Linked DNA regions of Mus musculus: region 2 is linked to region 1. Evidence: chromatin contacts called from ENCODE Hi-C or POLR2A ChIA-PET data. All regions are on one chromosome and are shown on one strand. Each heading gives the region's core, a stretch centred on a gene start or an enhancer-like site at or near the end of the contact. The rest is flanking DNA. Distances are from core to core; before and after follow the strand shown.

Region 1 (2,654 bases), core at 55-2,554:
AAGAGCAAAAGACAGCAAGAAGTAAAAAATAAGTTGAAAAATTATTGAAATTGACTCAAAGAATACACACAGTCAATGTCAATCTCAGAAATGGTTCTTTTAAAAAACAGTAAAATAGGCAAAACTGTAGTCAAGCTAACAAAAAAGAGGGAAGAGACAAATTAATAAAGTCATAAATTAGGGGAGGTTGCAAGAGACTAAAAAAAAAAAAGACAGGAAAAAAGAAAAGCAGTGGACCATTTGGTAGTATTTTGAAAAAAATACCCCCCACGAGGAAAAGAAATATATGCAAGAAATGGTTTGATTCTGAGTCGCATACAACAAGCTAAAATTAAATCAAGAGGATATAAACAACTTACGAATATTCATAACGATGAGATAGAAACAGATATAACCCTCTCATCCCTTCTGTTCAAGTCCACAGCCAAAGAATCTACCACGTTTTTGTTTGTTTTTACAATTAAATTATTCATCCCATCTCATGCTTTTTTTTTTACAGCCAGCAATGCTAGAAGAAAAAAAAAATTCCCCCAAATTTCACCTGTGCCTAGACAATTAATTGCCCAATTGGTTGGTGAATCCAAACAATTTTGAAGCAAATTGAAAATCCTCTCTTCCTTGCAAGCCGGAGCATTCCTCCCACTCTCAGCCCAGAGGGAGCAAACAAATCCTCCTGCATTAACGCTAACAGCAAAAACCAGGATGCGGGATAGGTTTACAGTTCATTGGTAAAAGGATTGCCTAGAATGAGCAAAGCCTGAGGTTCGATGCCCACGAAGGAAGGAAGGAAGGAAGGAAGGAAGGAACGAACAGCGTTTATCAAAGCCCCTCACAACAGTCTAAATGCTACAGAGCATCACGCCAACTCGCCAGCGATGCAGTCTGGAGAGGCGCTGTCTCACCCGAGAGCACAGCGGACTAGAAGACACTGCTTCAGAAGGGGGGCGGGGCAGGGCAGGGCCGGACCGACAGGACCAGACCCCAGGCTCCCCGCTGCCTGCTCTGCACGGAATTAAAACGCACGTGGGTGAGAGGGCGCGGGTGACAGACTCCTGCACAGAATCAGGCGAACGTCAGTGCCGCGGCACCACACAGGGACAAAGCCTCCGCGATGTCACCAACGTGCCACGCACGACTCCAGGAACACAGGGCACACTCACCATTTCCTGATTTCACACGCGAGCAGTGTGCTTCCTAAAGGGCCTACAATCAGCAGAAGGGACAGCGACTCAGGCCAAGTCACCACCTGCCTCCCTGGAGCTACACAGGACTCAAACAGGGCGGCAATGGCGGCACCCTCTGACTATCCATGCTCCTCATTGGGCAGTTCATGCAGGAAAGTAACAACGTCCCTGATTGGTGAACGGTACCGACCCGCCTCTTTAACTCTTTTCAGCGCGTTTAAATGGAACTCACCCGGCAAACTGACTACAGAACCTCCCTAACTCTGGCTCCCCCAAACCCCTGGAGTAAACCCGGAGTATATTTGGTGTCATTCTATTTAAAGAGAATATACTTCGGGGTTTTTAGAGCACACATTTAGTTCTTCGTGTGAGTTCCTCGTGCCTTTCCGCTTACTCACACTACTTTTTTTGTGAACATTCAGGACTCAGTGACATTAGGACAAAGCCAATGACACACATCCCTACCTCCAGTTTTAGCGATAGAGGCTTGGCCGGCTTTTTACGTGGGTTCTGGGGATCCAAACGCAGATCCTCATGAAGGATAATCAGGCATTTTACCAACCAACCCATCTCACCAGCGCTTCTTTGGGCTTGTACTATAGGTGGTCATTACGCTGCTTACTGTACAGTGTTTGGGTTTTATAACGTACAGAGAATGCTGAATTCAGAATATATCTTCAACATGAAGAACTTGTGCGGTGGTTAAGATTAGAGATGCATTTCACCAAACTCCTAGAAATAGTGTTTGTGGATTTGGTTTATTTCGGCTAGAACTTCAATGTGGCTGTAGAATACACTGTCCCACTTCTGAATATTAAGATGTGGAGCACTTGTTACTCTTACAGAGGCCCTGGGATTGCTTTCAATCATCCACACGATCGTTTGAAAACATCTTAACTCCAAGAGCTTCATCACCTTTTTAATTCACAGGCACCAGGTTCTCACATGGTGCACATACATACATTCATACACATATAAAAATAATCTTAAAATTTTAAAAGAAGTATATATGAAACCAGATATAGGAGAAAGAGTCATTATAACTTTTAAGAGAGAATGTAAATTAATACAGACACAAAAATAAAGTATGAAGATTTCTAAGAACAAACAAACAAAAACAACTTAAAATTGTTTAGCATGGTGGTACAGACCTTTAATTACAGGACTTTGGAGGCAAGAAGTTAAAGGTCATTGTGAAGAAAAGGAAGAGGAAGAGGAGGAGGAGGAAGAGGAAGAGGAGGAGGAGGAGAGAGAAAGAAGGAAGGAAGGAAGGAAGGAAGGAAGGAAGGAAGGAAGGAAGGAAGGAAGGAAAGAGAGTTCCAGGACAGCCAGGGACACACAGAAACCATTCTGAAAACAAACAAACAAACAAACAAAACCTCAAAACTAAAGGTCACAAACTAAAACCAGCACCCTTTGCTAGGAAAGAGAAAGGAAAGAATTTTACTATACATAAGAAATGAATGGACA
Region 2 (2,654 bases), core at 62-2,561, 36 kb after region 1:
ATGAAACCCGGTTTTAAAATAAAAGTAAAAGTAAAAATAAATGAAGCCGAAGAAATGAGTCAACAGGCAAAAGCAGTCGTCAAGCATGCGTTGTGACCTGTGTTTGATCCCTGAACCCAGGGAATGGACAGGAGAACCAACTCCAACCCCACAAGGGAGTCCTTTGACCTGCACAGTATATACTATGGCACGGGAGCCCAAAGATTGGCTCACCACACATGAACAACACTAATAAAATTTGAAATGTTTTGTGCACTCAAACCAACTCTCAAAAAAATACCTCATCCAGAAGATAGAAGACACGTATGTTTTTCTCCCAGATGGCCCCTGTCCACACTTTCCCTAGTCGCAAATTACACTGTCTAGAAAAACGATTTACATAAGGGCAAAGGAAACAACCGAAGATGTTAATATTTTTCTAGAGGACTGTAATCTTGGTAAATACTAATTAAGGAGCCCACCTTGTAGGGCATGATGGTGCTCGCATCTAAACTGCAGTTCTCAGGAAGCAGAAGCAGGCAGATCTCTTGAGTTCAAGGTAGGCCTGGTCTACGTAATGAGTTCCAAGAAAGGAAAGAAGACAAACAAACACACATTACAGGCAGAGGCAGGAGAATCTCTGAGTTCGAAGCCAGCCTGGTCTACCAAGTGAGTTCCAGGGTAGCCAGGGCTACTGAGAAACCCTGTCTGAAAAACAAAGAAATCAACCAATCAAAAACTCACCAGCACCACTGCCACCAAAAGCACATTACATATTCCTTCTCTTTGGAGAAGCAGCCTAGAGCAAAACTAATACAAAATCAAGGAGACCTCAGAAAACAATAAAGCAGGCCAAACGCAAGTGCAAGGTCAGACCAGCAGTAACGCTCAACACCCACGTCCTTTCACTACACTGACCAGACCGCATCACCAACCCGTGAGCGCTGCAAAGTCTGCAGGGTGCAGGACCACCGAGCTCATTCCCCATGATAGCCAAGGGACTGGGATAAAGCAGTTTTACAGCGACAGGGCAGGAGGAGCCTCCGACTCCTGGCTCCGCCGGTGCCAAGCTCCACCTCGAACTGCAGCACAGCGCCAGAGGAACGTCGGGTCGGCGGTGCCAAGCTGCGCCAGGCTACGTCAAAGCCGCGGCCCACGACTCCGGGAGCAACCGTGTACTCACCATTTCCAGCTTCGGACGCATGCGGGGGTCCTTCGGAAGAGCCTGCCGACAAAATAGGTGGCACTGACTGAAACCAGCTGTCACAACACCTCACAAAAGCTACACGGGATTCAAAAATGGAGCCAGGGGCAGAAACTTCAGAACATCCGTGTTCCTCATTTGACAGTTCCAGCAAGGAAGTAACAGCGGCTCTGATTGGCGAAAGATGCTGGACCCGCCTTCTTATTCGTGAGTAGCAGGATCAACAACCTCTCCCATACTTGACGCAAATGGGGAAAAAAAAAAAAAAAAAAAAGATAGAGCAACACCCAATCTTAACCCAGACGTTCCGTTTGGAGTAAATATGTGGGATCCTTGCATTTAAGCACGACGCCTTCTGGGATTTTAGTGCACGCACTCGCTTTGTCGTGTACTCAGTGGGCTTCTACTGTTTCACATAAAATAGCGCTACAGATTGGCTCTGGACATCCCAGACTCAGTGTAGGGAAAGGAAAACCCATGACCCCAAACAGAGAAGGTTACCCGGTCAGGAGAGGACAGTGCCAATAATGAGTGCCAACTTAAGAATCTGAGATGAGGCAAATGGACTTTTGCACCTATATTTTTTGAAAGTTAAGATTTAAAATGTTGATTGAGCCCCAGGTTTGAAAGAAACCTGTACAAATATGTTAAAGCTTTGTCTGAAGAAATAATATTTTAAAACACGTTTGATAAAGACATATGCTTTTGCAAATGTCTCTTCTTACAGGCTTTACTTGGACTACTTCTGGGTATTGAACATTATTACTATAAACCAAGCCAAGAGCAGAAAGCAACATATATGAATTAATAATGTAAATAGAAAAAAACTTGTAAGCAAAGAAGAGGCTTTCGCTCCGGTACTGGTTGGCCTTTTGTCGACTTGATGTTAGTGGGGGTCATCTGAGAGAAGGGAACTCAACTTAGAAATGCCTCCATTAGATTGGCTATAGGCAAGACTGTAGAATATTTTTGGATTAAAGAATGATGTGTGTGTGTGGGGGGGGGGGGGTTTCCAATCTACTGTATTAATGCATACTTAGGTAGATAGGCCTAGGCTGTATAAAAAGGGAGAGTGAACATGCAGTATTTCCCCATGACCTCTACTTCAGTTCCCACCTCCAAATTTCTTCTTGAGTCCTGTGATGATTATTTTTCTGGTTGTCAACTTGACTCTGTTAGTCATGAAATCAAATCTGGGAATGGAGGACATACCTGTGAGAACTTTTTGCTTGCTTTGGAGTCGGTGATTCTGCTTCAGGTCTGGACCTTTGAGGTAGGGAGTCCCAGGCCTTTGAACCAAACCTTGAATCAGCTCTAATCTAGGCTACAGGCTTTGCTAGAGCTGGACGAGGAAGCTTCTGCTCCTGCCTGCTTGCCCTAGCCTTGCTAGCATGTCCATTCCTTCACTGGCATCAGAACCTTACTTTTTAGGGATTCCAGCATAAGCTGAAGACCAGCTGAGACATTTAGC

What was found. Hi-C counts contacts between places; a loop is a spot of excess contacts on that map. ChIA-PET counts read pairs that join two places held with the same protein, here RNA polymerase II (POLR2A).
Region 2: a map of left cerebral cortex shows a loop between it and region 1 (12-fold over the local background). The contact joins the promoter of Zfp101 here to the promoter of Zfp81 in region 1. A Hi-C loop is called at or near these places in 8 of 37 maps with a recorded cell type or tissue (gastrocnemius, heart and left cerebral cortex). POLR2A ChIA-PET finds 5 or more read pairs at or near these places in 1 of 5 experiments (embryonic stem cell).

What each region holds. Positions count from the first base shown.
Region 1 is chr17:33,357,574-33,360,227 of GRCm38, forward strand. Zfp81 (zinc finger protein 81) reads right to left here and starts at 1,305. Exons shown (of 4, transcript NM_207541.1): 1 at 1,161-1,305. The coding sequence starts at 1,163.
Region 2 is chr17:33,393,326-33,395,979 of GRCm38, forward strand. It overlaps Zfp101 (zinc finger protein 101), which reads right to left and starts at 1,312. Exons shown (of 4, transcript NM_009542.2): 1 at 1,163-1,312. The coding sequence starts at 1,183.